Regions from separate parts of the Mus musculus genome. Here region 1 is linked to region 2. Evidence: chromatin loops called from intact Hi-C (ENCODE). Cell type or tissue: left cerebral cortex. All regions are shown on one strand.

Evidence for each region. Hi-C counts contacts between places; a loop is a spot of excess contacts. Peaks named below come from ENCODE experiments on the same cell type or tissue, not always from the same donor. Only the 100,000 strongest peaks of a DNase experiment are listed, where the experiment ranks them.
Region 1: a loop joins it to region 2, with 2.1 times the contacts of the local background. A loop is called at or near these places in 2 of 42 quality-filtered maps.

What each region holds. Positions count from the first base shown.
Region 1 is chr13:100,825,185-100,833,184 of GRCm38, forward strand. Slc30a5 (solute carrier family 30 (zinc transporter), member 5) reads right to left here. Exons shown (of 16, transcript NM_022885.2): 1 at 7,917-8,000; 2 at 3,716-3,838; 3 at 1,268-1,334. The coding sequence starts at 7,993. Among named protein-coding and RNA genes, the nearest start is that of Slc30a5, 4.2 kb to the right of the region's middle. In left cerebral cortex, no CTCF peak of the experiment used is centred here; DNase peaks (open chromatin) are centred at 3,258, 7,244 and 7,809; H3K4me3 peaks cover 1,693 bases; H3K27ac peaks cover 619 bases.
Region 2 is chr13:100,711,678-100,719,677 of GRCm38, forward strand. It overlaps Cdk7 (cyclin-dependent kinase 7), which reads right to left. Exons shown (of 12, transcript NM_009874.3): 5 at 7,625-7,693; 6 at 5,895-6,005; 7 at 4,824-4,942. Among named protein-coding and RNA genes, the nearest start is that of Cdk7, 15 kb to the right of the region's middle. In left cerebral cortex, no CTCF peak of the experiment used is centred here; no DNase peak of the experiment used is centred here.

The DNA.
Region 1 (8,000 bases), 110 kb after region 2:
TTGCTCAGGCCTAACACATCAAGACATGTCTTAAAAGAAACCAAACAATGCCCAGAAGGAAATATGATAACTATGTAACATTTTAAAGGTTAAATAATCACATATTTAACATTAAATAGAAACGCCAAGACTATCTGCCTAACCACATTCCACTATGTATCATTTGTTGCTAGGTTTTTTTGAGACAGTCTGACTATGTAGCTTTGTATACTCAGAGACCCCTCAGTCTCTACTTTCTGAGTGCTGGAATTAAAGACATACACCACCATGCCTGGCTGTTTGCTCAAATCTTTTTCCAATGCAGTATAATTTTCCATTTTTTTCACTAGTTTTCTAGCCGTAATTAATGATTTAGTCTTTTAAAAATCTTGTTCATGAGGACTTTATTTTTGATGCCAGGTTTCACCATGGAGCTCAGGCCAGCCTAGAACTCATATTGATCTTTCTGTTTCTGACTAGACGCACTATGTGAGTACATGTGTATACCACCATGTTTTCTATGAGCAATTTTTATGCTATAATCATTTGAAAATAGAGAAAAAAGACCTTCAATGGAGTTAGAAAGATAATTATATTTTAAAGATGTTCTTGGTGTCGAAAACAGAAGTCCTTAACTTGCCACTCTGATAATAATGAGGAACCTTTCTGGCATGAAGCCACCTAAAGGGTACTGCATACTCACATGAGATATAATTAAAAACCCTTACATGTATAAATTAATTTATTCCTCACAGATACATGATATAGCTATGTAATACAGATAGAGAACAATATTATTACCTCCACTTTACAAGTGAGCAAAACTGAGGCAAGAAAGATAAAATACATCCCTTTAAAATTTGCCACCCTTTTCTACATTTGAAAATATTCTATTTACATTGAAAATTTATAGTTCACTTGTGAGCCTCAACTCTGAAAGCAAGGCTTGCCCACCCGCGTGAGTTCCCGCATCAGCACTGTGTACACGGGAACGCTAGTGTAAGCCTGCAAGAGCAGCACTGGGGACACAGAGGCCGGGTCATCAGGCCTGAAAGGCCAGTTGTGGCTGCCTAACAAGGTCCAGCCCAGAATGGGCTACAGGAGGTTCCGCCTCAAACCAGACCAGACCAGACCAAATCAACCAACCAAAACAACAACAACAAAGCCTCAAAAAAACAAAAGTCCCAAAAGAAAACAGGAAACAGTCTAGAAGTTTTCAAAACAGGGCACTTTACTCTGGCCCACTGAGAGGAAAGCTGTAGGAGCAAGTGACTCGCCCACATCTCACCTGATGCTTTGTAATAGGTTTCCCAGAAGAAAACGGTTTTTGAAACAAAACCATAAAAAATGCAGTCCTGTAAACATTAAGAGAGTAACATATTAACATTAGTTACAAGGTGCAGTTTTAATAAATACACCAGAACACCCTGTCCTTTAGAGCAGAGCTTTTCAAACTCTACCTGTGGCCCCTTTCCAGCTGATGTATTTTATGCTATTGTGATATATAGATACGTAAAATATATGTACAGATCAAACATTTACTGCTGACAAATCAAATTTATCTTTAAAATATATCTTAGTCTTTGGTGTAAATGATTTTACTATTTATTAAAGATAAAAGCAAATTTTTACACTAATGAGATGGATGTGTTTACACACATTAGATACACTAATCTGATACAAAAATGTTGAAGAATGATACCAGAAAAATATTAAATCCTTGCTATAATTAAACCATTATGATTCTGTAAGGGCAGAAAATTTTTTATATAATACAAAAACACTAATTCAAAACACAAGAGTATTGCTGGTCAGTGTGGCACATGCCTTTAATCGTAGCATCCCTGAGGCAGAGGCAGGTGGATCTCAGTGAGTTAGAGGCTAGCCTGGTCTACAGAGCAAGCTCCATGTCAGCCAAAGCTACAGAGACCCTGCGTCAGGAAATAAAACAGCAACAGAAGAACTGTAGCAGAGACTGTCCTTAGCGACGAGGCTTTCATGGCAGAACTCAGGACTTCCTGATAACTGTCTTCACAACTAGTTCATAAACCACAAAGTAGTAATGGGTATGAACATTGCATCTCATGACTGATCCTGGACTTATGAGTCTCGGCCTCCTAAGTGGTGGGATTACTGGCATGGGCCACTATGATTAGTTTCAATACTTTTAATACCTGAAAATAGCAAAGAAAATAATTCATCTTCTCTTAAGCTCGATAGTAATAAATCTTGAGCCAATAAAACAGTAACAGGCCTTCATCTTTTTACTGTCAGTTAAATACAAATGCTTAACTTTTCTAATCAAGAACCTCTTTCCTAACCTGGCAAACTACAGCCTTAAGAGTATTAGCACAGAGTGGGTTACTATTCATCTCAAGGACTATAAGCCTCTACTGAGGAAGAAAATGGCACACAAACTGTACAGTTTACAGAACATGAGGGCCCCGTACTCTGACGAGGTTATGTAGGGGGCACAGCCCAGCATGATCTAACTTGGAAACAAGAAATGTTTGTACTAGCCGAGGGTGGTGCACACCTTTAATCCCAGCACTTGGGAGGCAGAGGCAGGTGGATTTCTGAGTTCAAGGGCAGCCTGGTCTACCCCAGGACAGCCAGGGATACACAGAGAAACCCTGTCTCGAAAAACCAAAAAAAAAAAAAAGAAAGGAAGAAAGAAAGAAAGAAAGAAAGAAAGAAAGAAATGTCTGTACTAAGTCAAGCTTAGGTAATATTTTAATAATTGCCTCATGACTGAGCTACATCAGAAGATAGTCTACGACTCCACAGGGAGTATATACTTTTTAAAGATTTACTTTATTTTTAGTTATGTGTATGTGTGTGTCTACATATGTGGATCCATGCCCACAGAGGCCAGAAGAATTTCAACTCTGGAGCTGGCATTATAGGCAGGTATGAACCACACAGATAGATACTGGGAACTGAGGCTGGGACCCCTGCAAGTGCAGTCAGTGCTCTTAACTGCTGAGCCATCTCTCCAGCCTGTCAAAATCACTTTTATGAAAATACAACATCTCCATTTTTTTTTTTACATCTGTCCTCAGAAGTGTGAGGGAACCCTCATCTTCTATGAAATTAAATGATACAAGACATTACAAAAGACTGATTGCTAGCACAGATAGGAACCACACAGTCTATTAAGCAAGGCATTAAAAGAGCTTTGCAAGAATCTTAGCAATACAAACTGAACTAAAAGCCTGTTTGGCAAGTCATTAGAATTCAACTAACTTCTTTTACTTTATTTTTGGGACAGAGCCTCACTGTGTAACTGGGGCTGGCCTCCAATTAATTCATGATCCTCATGACTAAAGTTCCCACGTGCTGGGATTATGGGCTACTACACTCAGCTGAAATAACTTTTTCTACAGGTCTCTATACTTCTACTCTTGTACAAGCTTCTATTTATAGAAAAAAAATTCAGTTAGCTGTCAGAAGAAATAAACTTCACAGAACATATAAGTAAGATTTCTTAAAAATAGTCAAAAGAGGATTTTCAGAGAAATAAAAAACATTAAGAGCCAGGCATGGTGGTGCACACCTTTAATCCCAGCACTTGGGAGGGAGAGGCAGGTGAATTTCTGAGTTTGAGGCCAGCCTGGTCTACAGAGTAAGTTCCAGGACAGCCAGGGCTACAAAGAGAAACCCTGTCTCGAAAAACAAAACAAAACAAACAAACAAACAAACAAACAAAAACCATTAAGGCCCTCTCCATACTCACCCAAGTTTTAATATAAAAATAAATTGAACAATGTGAACAGCTTTTAGGAGATCATATGATTCAAAAAGTCCCACAGCCTTCAAACATTTGGTTAAACACAGCAATAAAATGTATCTTGTTAATCTGAAAAATAAGAACAGGAACAATTTTTAATATAATTGAAATCACTAGGATCACTGTAATCTTATTTTCCTCTCATAATACCCATAATAAAAACTACAGAAATACACATGAACACATAGAAAACAATAAAAACCCTCTCCAAACAACCCACCATCCACATGTTAACTACTGCTAAAACTTTGGGTCCTATACTCCTGGTTTATTTTCAACGTATATTAATGTCTAAGGTAGGCCTGGTGGCATATGCCTGTAATCCCAGTTACTTGGGAAGCTGAGCAGAAAGATTTGCTTTCTTTTTGCCAGACTTCCCTTGGTCTCATGGCCCTTTGTAGCATCCAACATGCACTAAGTGAGCATGGAATATTCAACCCAGGCCTGGGTAGCTTCAGGCACAGCCTCACCTCTTTCTCCTGACAGGGAAAGGAGTGCCTTGAGCTAGTCTACCTTATCTCTGCCTTAAAGGAAAACCTTTTATTACCATCCCCCTTTTTGAGATAGGATCTTACTATGTAGTACAGACCAATCTCAAACTCATGACCATCTTATCTAACTTACCTAAAATTTACATTTTTATTTATATTTTTAGTCAAACCCCAAATACATTAAAAAGTAATTTAAAAATTTTTAGCTAAAGATGCTGTATCCATTTAATAAGTCTAACTATAAAAGTTAATATAGAATAAACAATAGCAGGGAAGAACCATAAGGAATTCATCTGTGGGGTGGGGGTGGGGCACTGTGGGCAATCCGGTTTCTTTTATGCGGGAGAATCCCTATCTATCCAAGCCTCTCCAGTTCCATGATTCTGTGTAATAACCAAGACACACGCAAGGCCCTGTCCTCAAGGAGTTCCAGGTCTTCAGGAAAGAACAGGCAAGCAGACCGGCTACGCTTCCCAAGTAAGCTGACAGACACCTCTAAAATACGAGCATTGGGCAGGAGACCTTGAAGATCCTACTGCATTTAGTTTAGTTCAATTTAGCCAATTTAGTTTAGCCTAATTTAGCAGTAGATTGCTTATGATTAAAATCAAGGAAAAGTCAAACTGCATGTAAATACTTGTTTTACAAAGAATATAGACTTCTATATAACGTATTAAAAATAAAAAAACTAGGTCTTGAATGAGAGATATGAAGCTATTCATGTAAAATGCTCATGATATATTAGTATTAATAAGCCAACTTTATTTTCATACACACATATGTGCATAGCACCCCAAAGGTCATAACGTTAATTCCTGAGTAGCTGATTATTGGAAAGGTTTTAAAAAAATCACTTCTAGCTCTCTCCTCACAGGTAAACAATTTACAAACCTTTTCCTATGTTTGTCAACAAATATTTTCTCCACATTTACAATCATGCACATAACTCAAGAGCTTTCTGCTTATAATTATCAAATTAGAAAAATTACTTCAACTTTTAAATATAGTATTCTTTGATTTAAAAAATTCCTTTATTACATATATTATTATTATTACTATTATTTGTGTGTGTGTGCATGTGTGCTCGCATAAGAGCATATGAAGTCAGAAACTCACAGAGTTGGCTCTCTCCTCCCATACAGGTCCAAGGGGTCAAATTCAGGCCATCAGTCTTGGCGGTAAAGACCTGTACCTGCTGAACTGTCTTGCTAGTTCCTGGATTTTTTTTTTTGTTGTTGTTGTTTTGTTTTTGTTTTTTAAAGACAGGGCTTCTTTTTGTAGCTCTGGCCTGGAGCTCAGAGATCGCCTGCCTCTGCCTCCCAAGTGCTGGGATTAGCTGTGTGCCACCACATCCTCAAGCGTCTGCAGTCTTTGATTGTCAAAGTTCTAGTTACTACAACTTCCTGCTGGACATCTAGACAAGACTAGTTAAGGCTAAGTAACCATACACAGAAACACCGCAGTTCATATTAAGGGGGGAAATGACTGGTAGGTGAAGACAGGGATGGGAGACTTTCTTATACAGGTTACTGAGCCTCTGGGCAGAGCTGGGGCATTCAACCCAGCTCCCCAACTCAGGAACCACTGCTTGCTATTAAGTGACCAAATAAAAATATAACTGGTCTTCTATGTGGTTGGTTAGAAATTTCTTCAGGTCTCTAAACTCGCAATTATTAAATTTTGGATATGAGTTTATAGTTCCTTCTTGAAATGTGTCCACTGCTGCCACTCACAGTCTCTAGATATCAAGAGAGGAGGAGGGCATGGGGGCAGGTACGAGGGAGAATATGCCCAAACAATGTACACACATAAGCACTTGCTGCGTGTGTGAGCGTGAGCCCCTGGCACTCACGTAAGGCCAGGGTGTCAGTCACTGCACTACAGAGGCAGAGGGAAGCCTGAGGCTGCTAGGCCGCATCCAGGCCCAGAGAGGGCCTCTGCCTCAAGGAACAGGCCATACCAGCACATAATTCACACACATATACAGCAAAGCTGCTGACCAGGTACAGCGGCCTATGTTAGCACTTGCAAAGCTAAGGAAGGAGGTGGCCAGTTGTGGACACCATGGTATAATATCTTGTCTCAAAAATAATTTTGATGTATAATAATAATAATACTAGTTCAATTCAATGAATTCAAGCATTCATAGGTGTAAACAGAAGGCATGCATAGTAAATACACAGATTCTGAAACAACTCAGACTGCCAGGTCATTCATTAGTTGTGTGACCTTAGGCAACTCAGTTTCCTGCCCTATCAAACAAGGATACTACTACTTAGCTTGTAGTGTTCTTGGAAAGACTAAAGGGATCTATACACTAAGAGTCTTTGGGGCATAGGAGGTACTCAGCAAATGCTGGCAGCCCTGACCACTGGAATTTGTGCACTCAGGCATAAAAATAACCACACTGGAAGGATCTGATCATTTCGAATGTTGCAGTTAAGATCCAGTGCTCGAGCATACAGAAAACTCTGGAAACCTGAAATCCCTTGAAATTCAGCCAGCTCTGAGTCAAAATTTGAATTCTGTAATAACCTACGATAGAAGGGCAACTCTGCCAAGCAAATAATACAGGTAAGTTGGCAAAGGATGTTTACCACGTTTAAACTATTTATACTCTCACTCTCCCCCCCCCCCCATCCTTGAACTGTTTGAGAGTAAATGAAGTATATCACATTTTACCCTTGTATTTCCTAAAAATATGGCAACTCTGCTATGAAATCTGGAGTTATCAACAGGAAATTTAACAAAGATCTGATACTTTAATCTGTCTCCATAGTCCAATTTTGTGACCTGACCTAGTCTTGTCCCTTCTATTACTTCCCTTTATTACCAAACCATAGCACTAGCCCCTTCTGCATCTAGCTGTTTTATGGTCACTGGTTGACACGTGACATGCTATAAATGAATTGCTGAAAATAGACAGAAAACCAAATGCATTCTGCAAATCCCGCAGTTGGTTTAAATTCTACTCGGCATATGGGTTCCACCCCCACCCCCCCAGACAAAAGTTAGCTGGTATCGCTGTAACCACGGTCTAAGAACCTTTTCAAAAACAATCACGAAATCTCATCGTACATACTGCTAACCAGTTTGAACGAAATTGTTGGGCTTTATTTAACACCACCTCAGAACTTAGGACAGGACCTAAGGGCACAACTGGCTAGAGGCTTTAGGAAAAGGAAAATAATTTAGGCTGGAGGAAAAGTAAAGAATTTCCACGCTACGAATCCCCGTACGGCATGAGTTTTGGGGGAGAGGGGGAACGTACATTTCGTACTATTAGAATAAGCCCCCACCTCTCCCCACAAAACCACGGCAACGAAAACTCGATGACAGGGTTGCATTTTTGCTGTGCTGTATACCCAAGTTCATCGGCTTGTACTTTGGTTTCTTCGCCTGAGACGGTGACACCTTGCGCATATCCTCTGGGCGAGCCGTGGGACAGGCTACGGAGCCCTGCGTTACTTAAGTGGCAGGGAGGGACATTCAGATCCTCTCTCTCTAGGGACTGGAACCTGGCAGGCAGTGCGTCCCGAGCCCAGACTCCCGCCCGCTCGCCGATCTCAAGCCACGGACCGCAGAGGTAGCCCGCGGGGTCCGAGCAAGGCGGGAAGCTTGTCCGCACCGCCGGCGGCCGTGGAATCCCACCTTACCGGGCGCTGGGCACGTCCACCGGCCCGAGGCCACCGCCGGGCCCGGGCCGCGCGTCCCCGCCGTACTTCTCCTCCATGCAGGCT
Region 2 (8,000 bases):
TCACACTGTAAACTCCAAGATTATGCTGTTTACTAGGAAAAACTGTTACTAGTTATGGTGTGGCTCAGCCTTAGTACACACCTTTAGTCCCAAACAATGAAGGTAAAGTCATTTGGTAAACGGGAGCACCCACATTTGGAAGGTACTAACTGAAAGGCAGACAAAGAAATGAATCAAAGAAAGATTTGACAGAATAGGATATGCCCAACTCTTACAAGAAGGGAGGAAAAGGATGTTACTTGAGAGAGTAGTGGAGAGTTGGGCGTGGTAGCACACCACGTGTGCCACTGCGCCCTTAATCCCAGCACTCAGGAGGCAGAGGCAGGCGAATTTCTGAGTTCGAGGCCAGCCTGGTCTACAGAGTTCTAGGACAGCCAGGGCTATACAGAGAAACAGTCTCAAAAAGAGAGAGAGAGAGGGAGAGGGAGAGAGAGAGAGAGTGCGCGCAGTGGAGAGAGAGGCAGGGGGAGGAAGATAGGAGAAGAGGCAGTTTTTACTGGGACAGTGGTAGAGACAAGTTGCAGAGAGAACAAGCTAGACAGGTGAAGACAGAACAAGCCAGAGAAGGAGAAGGAGACAGAAGATTAGACTATATTGCCAGAGTTAGTACGAGGCCAAGCAGAGCAATCCAGCCAGAGACCAAGACAGAAGCCAGATTGGATCAGTCAGCTTGAAGAGGAGTTTGAAGCAGAACAGCTGCGTGAAGCAGCCAGTCAGAGGTAAGAAAAGAACTAGAAAAGGGGCTGAGGGGAGAGCTTTTTTGGCAGCAAGTCTTAGAGGCTGAGAATATTCTAGACCTAGATAAGATTGTCCTCGGCTAGAAGCTTCCAGGACTAGGCTAACAGATGGAGGCAGTAAGCCTGCAGAGATGGCAATTACATCAGGTGAATAAAGGGTACTTTTACAGGTTTTCTCTGTGTAGTCCTGGCTTTCCCGGAACTCACTCTGCAGTTCTGAACTCATAAAGATCTGCCTGCTTCTGCCTCCCAAGTGCTGGAATTAAAGATGTGGGCCAACATGCCCAGGAAGGCTAATTTTTGAAAGATTAAGTATCCTTGCATTTCTTAGATCCCACTACTCACCATGAGTCCCACAGCCCCTGCCTTTCCAGTCCTCAAGAACATGATTGCTGAAATTCTCTCCACTTTTCTGTCATAAACTCTTTGCTCTCTACTTGACTTCCCATTAACATGCTATTTCTTACTATATTTCCCATTATTTCTCTAAAAGCCACTTATGTCCAATTCTTTCTCTCTTATTCTTCCCTACATTTTTTTGTTTTTTTTTCAATTTTTTATTAGCCTACATTTATTTTTATATTTTTTTGAAACAGGGTCTTGCATAGTTGGTCCGGAGATCACTATAATTAAGGCCTGTCTGGAATTTTTTTTTTTGTTAAAGATTTTATTTATTTATTATATGTAAATACACTGTAGCTGTCTTCAGACACTCCAGAAGAGGGCATCAGATTTCATTATGGATAGTTGTGAGCCACCATGTGGTTGCTGGGATTTGAACTCCGGAACTTCAGAAGAACAGTCGGTGCTCTTAACCACTGAGCCATCTCTCCAGCCCCGTCTTGAATTCTTGATCCTCCTGCCTCTGCATTCCCAGTGCTGAGTATTTCAGGTTTGACACTGCATCTGGCCCCTAAACTTTTGTTTAAACTTCTCCTCTACTTTTGTTTTCCAGGGTCTGATCATTTATCTGGTAGAATTAGAGATTGTTGGGTGAGCTGAGACTTAGAAGCAGGCCCTCTCAGGGAGGAGAGTCTATGTCTCTTGGCAATCTGTTCCCGGCATCTTTGACTTCCTTCATTCTCTTGACCAGAAGTTTAGCTTCCTCTGCAGCTTCCTCCTGCTCCTCTTGGTGTGCTGCTGTGCCAGAGCAACACACTGGTGTGTGTGTTGTAGGACACATGGAGTATCAAGGCACTGCATCTCAGGTACCCTGGTTGGTCCTGGGCATTTTACCTTCTTTGTTTAAGAGCTTTCAAGCCATATACTGGCAGACATCTTTGGAGACTGAAAGTTTTTAGATTCTCTTGTGGGCTGCAAGCTCAGAGGCCCAGGAGTATCTCTCAAGTCCAGGAATATCCTGCTCACTCCACCCCCACTTTTTTTTTAATACAGTAACTAAGTTGAGAACATTCAGATTGGTATCTACAATGCAACCATAAAAAGACTTGCCCTTCCTTTCTCCAGTTCTCCTTGGTCTGTAACAACACCCCTTAAACCCAGATATAGCTGTCTCTTATGAGGCTAGGCCAGTGCCTGGCAAATACAGAAGTGGATGCTCACAGTCATCTATTGGATGGAACACAGGGCCCCCAATGGAGGAGCTAGAGAAAGTACCCAAGGCGCTGAAGGGGTCTGCAACCCTATAGGTGGAACAATATGAACTAACCAGTAGCCCCAGAGCTTGTGTCTCTAGCTGCATATGTAGCAGAATATGGCCTAGTCAGCCATCATTGGGAAGAGAGGCCCCTTGGTCTTGCAAACTTTATATGCCCCAGTACAGGGGAATGCCAGGGCCAAGAAGTGGGAGTGAGCGGGTAAGGGAGCAGGGCGGTGGCGGGGGTGGGTATAGGGGACTTTCAGGAAAGCATTTGAAATGTAAATGAAGAAAATATCTAATAAAAAATTTTTTTAAAAAACACCCCTTATTCAACAGCAGAAACACTCTGCCATGGGTCAAGACACCTTGCTTCATGGAAGAACCCTGTCTGTTGTTGCCATCACTGATTCGGACCTCATGACCCTTCCTTCCACTCTTCACTCAGAACATCAACAGTCACATCTGTGGTCATGGGCATCTCACAGCAAGTATGAGGTTCTCCATCATCCACTTCAACAAGTCTCTGACGACAAGAGGCTAGGAAAGAGGTGTTTGGCTTCATCTTGACACAGTCAATTGCCAAGGAGATACGACCAAAAAGAGCCCCATGACCTTTAAAATCTAGGATTTTATTCTTAACACTCTATTTTTGTCAGCTTCATCAATGATGTCCACTCTGGTAACCCACTGTCAAAATCTTCCGAGAGCTCACATCCTCTCTTCTTACCCAGGGCTCAGGCAACTGATACTCATAATATTTATTTGGAAGAAGATGGCAAAATAATGTATAGGAGAATCTGTAATTTTTCTCAGATCCTTAAAAAATCTTAGGAATTAACAAATGCAGGTCAGGTGTGGTGGTGCACAACTTTAGTTCCAGTACCTGAGAGGCAGAGGCCAGCCTGGTCTACGGGTGAGTTCCAGGACAGCCAGAGCTACACAGAGAAACCCTGTCTCAAAAAAACAAGCAAACAAACAAAACCAGCAAATGCAAATCAGACTTGTTGACACATCTGTCAATCCAATATGGAGGAGAAGTGGATGGGGAGTTCAAACTCGTCCTTTGATAGAGTCTGAGACAGACCAGAGTCTGAGGCCAGCCTAGGTTATATGAGACCCCATTTCAAAAGGAAGAAAAGAAAACAAAGCCACCATGACAATTATAAAATCTGTGGGGGTTTTTAGTATGGGATTATTTTTTTATTTCCTGTTTTGACACATCAAAACTATGAACACCACCCACAACATTTTATAACATAAAATGCAAATATTAATGCTTTGAATAGAGAATTTATATCCATACATGCTATAAGATCAGTATTGATAAATGTAATAAACAAGGCCAATAAATAAAGTTGAAATAGAAGTTGTAGCTTATCTTAACTAAAATGTAAAGGCAAAATAAATTACTTATTCTCAAAATTTACTGTGTATGAAGCTAAACTGTGTGTGAGTACTTTTGAGGGAGCAGATGGCTCAGTTAGATTCCACCACACATCCCCATCAAGCATGCAGGCCTGAGGTTAATCCCAGCTCCCAAGGCTGGAGAAGCGGAGGAGGAGGATCCTGATTCTCTGGCCAGCAAGCCGCGCCTATCACCTAGCTCCAGATCCCAATGAGATACTATCTCAAAAACCACGGTGGAGGGCTGGGCTCAGTGGGTAAAGTGCTTGCTGTATAAGCCTCGGAACAGGATTCTGGATTCCCAGCACTCACATCAATGCCGGGCTATCTTGGTAGTTCTCCTGTGCTCAGGGAGATAGGGCTGCCCACAACAAGCCAGGTAGTTAAACTGACTGAATCTATGTAAAATGGAGAGAGACTGAACACACTTGATTTCAACTTCAGTCACCAAACATAAGCACCCATATACTTGAACAACAGCTCCCCCCACCCAGGCACATGCGTGCACACATTCGCACAAACACTCAGAGTGTAGACAGCTCTCAAGGAACCAAACCACACTTAAAGCTGTCCTTTGGCCTCTATACACACAAGTGCCCTCACTCCCATATACACAAAAGAAATAAAACATTTGCCTAGCAAGTCCAAGACACCATGTTATATCCTGAGGTTAGCTACCCAGGCTACCTATATGCATTGGTTTTTCAAGACAAGTGTTTTACTGCATAACAGCCTTGGCTGTCCTGGAACTCATGCTGTGGACCAGACTGACATCAAAAGAGATCCACCTTGTCTCTGCCTCCCAAGTGCTGGGATTAAATGAGCTCAAAACCATGCCCAGTTTACAATAATTTTTTGAATTAAAAAAAAAAAAAGTTACTGGGACACTCAATACTTAGCTTAGCAAAAATATCCAGTTGAAGGACTGAGTTAGATTCTGTCAGAAAGAGCTATGTGTTTTTTACTGTGATAAAGTAGACATAATATAAAAAGGACTGTATTCTGAGAACATAGCAAGTGTGACTCACTCCTAAGTTCTGAAAAGTTATTTCAGAGAAGACTGCTCAATTCTGTGTTCTTACCTGGTCACAACTTGATGTGTGTAAGCCCTATTGGGGCTCCCAAATGATTTGGCCAGGCCAAAATCTGCCAGTTTCAGAACTCCATTCTCATCTAACAACAAGTTGTTTGGTTTCAGATCCTGTATCGAGCAGTTATCAATACAAACAAAATGAAGCAGGATTAGAGGAAAACAACACATGGATACACTTAGTTAGGTTGCTTTACTTACTTAGTTAGGTAATCAAGACAGCGTAGCCCAGTCTGGCTTTGAACTCACTGTCATCAAAAAGATGACCTTGACCTTCTGATGCTTCTGCCTCTACGCTAGAGTGCTGGGACTAAGGGTTTACCAAATGTGGGGTTGAGGACTGAACCCCAGGGCTTCATATACGTTGGGCATCCACTTTACCAACTGAGCTATGGCCCAGCACCAGTTAACTTTAAAACTCAGAGAACAAAGCTGGGTGTAATGCACGCCTTTAATCCCAGCACTTGGGAGGCAGAGCCAGCCTGGTCTACAGATTGAGTTCTGTCTTAAAAACCAAAGGGTAGTAGGGGACCTTAGACAATGAGAGATCAAAATGGATGACGGCATGCACCAGTAGTCTCATAAGCACAGAGCCAGCCTAGGTTACAGGGGAGGTGCTATAGTCAAAACAAAACCACCGTCGGACTGGCAAGGTGGCTCATCAGTTAGAGCCATTTGCAGTAAATGTAATGACCTTAATTTGATTCATAAACCCCTCAAAGTGGCAGAAGAGAAGTGACTCCTGGGAGTTTTCATCTGACTGCCACAATGTACTGTGGCACACACCCAACTAGTCATGCACCTGGACTCACACTAACAGACACATGCACTTAAAATACGTAAAACAAAACTCCAACTGACCACTGACAAAAAGTTTAATCAAACTTAAGCAGCAACATTAAAAGTCAGATGTGGTAAAAATGCCCACAACTTTCTGGCCTTCAGGAGTTAAAGCAGAAAACCATGAATTTGAAGCCAACTGGGCCGCAAGGCAAATTCCTGGCCTTCCTGGAATACAAAGCAAGACTCTCACAGATAGATGGATCATTCCTTAGAATCTTACCCTGTGTAGAATCCAATGCTGATGTAAATATTCTAAGCCCTGAAGAGTCATCAACATGTAGGCTTTAATGTGGGATGGTGTCAGCACAAGGCTGTTATCCTTTATAATAACCTATAAAATAGACAGGCAATATGCAGCTATGTTTCATTATTCCAAATGAGCTCTAGCAAAGAACTTACTGATTTAAAATTAATATATTCATGTCAAGAATTTCTATGGTATAATATCCAACTCTCCTTTAAAAAGTGTTGTATGAGTTGGGCGTGGTGGCGCATGCCTTTAATCCCAGCACTTGGGAGGCAGAGGCAGGTGGATCTCTGAGTTCAATGCCAGCCTGGTCTACAGAGTGAGTTCCAGGACAGCGAAGGCTACACAGAGAAACCCTGTCTTGAAAAACCCCCCCCAAAAAAAAAAAAAAAAAAAAAAAAAAAAAAAGGTGTTGTATGAATTTCCAGAATTAAGTGGTTAAAAAAAGAATATCATTAGTTTGGGTGGTAAGCAATGCTGTGCACCCTACAACTCTGGCTTAGAAGTATCAAGTATCTGTGGGTTTCCTTGCTCCTCCTAGCAAGTGCACGCCTTGGGAACTACTTCATCCCAGCCCGGCTCACATGGTAAGGAAGACTGGCCTGAGCTCTACCTCAGCCCCACAGTATAACCTCTTGGCAGGAGAGAGGCTGCTTAAGAACAGACACACAGCCGGGCGGGGTGGGAGGCAGAGACACGCAGATTTCTGAGTTCAAGGCCAGTCTGGTCTACAGAGTGAGTTCCAAGCAATTGTGGTAGAATTAAAGGAGACCAAGCATTTCCTTACAGGGGTAATTATGTCTTGAAATGGCCTGGGAAAGAGTGAAAATGTAGGCCATGACGGAAGGCAACAGAGGGAAAGAGGACTGAATCCGATGAGATGACCTGGAAGCTCTGCCAGTCAGTTTGTTATTAGACTTATTGGTTCCTTTTTATTCCTGGGTAGCACTTTCTTGTGTAAGTGACTATATACATCCTCTAGATAAAACACATTTTAGCTGTTTCTAGTTTTAGTGAACACCCATACACCAAGTGTTTTCTCTTGGATATGTAACATACAGTGGTTGCTAGAGCACATAACTGTTACTAATGACTGTAGTATTACTGGTGTTATTACACACACTATAGTACTGGTGAATTAGAGCTACTGATGCGGGGACCAGTAACATTGTTACTGGTCTATATCTAGTGCATTCCTTTGCTTGATGCTGTCATAAAATTCCCTTTACCTTTGATCTGAGAGTAAATATGTCTTTAATTTTTAACAAACTGTACTGCTTTCTAGAGGGACTATAGAATTTGGACTCAAACCAGCAATGTATAAGAATTTTAGTTTTAAATCCTTGGACTATTAGTGTTTTGGAGATTTAATTAATAAAAAGCCTGCAACTTTTATAAAGAAACTTGATTTTCTAAAAGAAGACATTAACCTTTGATAATATGAGGATAAATGTAAAATTGTCAAGTCTAATGTGCAAAAAAAAAAGTCAGTAAGTAAAAGAGAACTTGGTAAAATGCCAATAAAATCTTAATCTCTGTACATAATACTAGAAGTACAATTAAATATAAAGAAATTAGAGATCTTTTGACTTCTGCAGAATTAAGCAATTTTTTTTGTGCATCAGTATTTTCTTAAAGCAGAATAAACATGCGGGTTTCTCTTTCACCTAGAGAAGAATAAGTCTCCAGGAATCCTATCTTACCTCGAGGTCAGTTTCCATAAAATCAAAGACAAGGCTAATGTTAGACTTATGTCCAAATGCATCAAGGAGCTGCAAAGGGGGAAAAAAAAATCAAGTTAAATTGTTATTTTTTATTTAATAATATTGGAATTTATTGTTGGTGAATAATTTTTAAAAATTATGTTTTCTTTTCCCACACATGCTACTGGTAAATCCAGGGCCTTCAGCATGCTAGGCAAGTGTTCTACCACTAAGATACATCCACCAGTGCTTGGATTTTTGAGATCACGCACGTTATGTCACGTCAACCTAAAACTTGCTATGAAGTCCAGGCTGGCCTTTAACTTACTCCTCCTGCCTCTGCCTCCACCTCTCATGTGGTTATAAATAAATAATA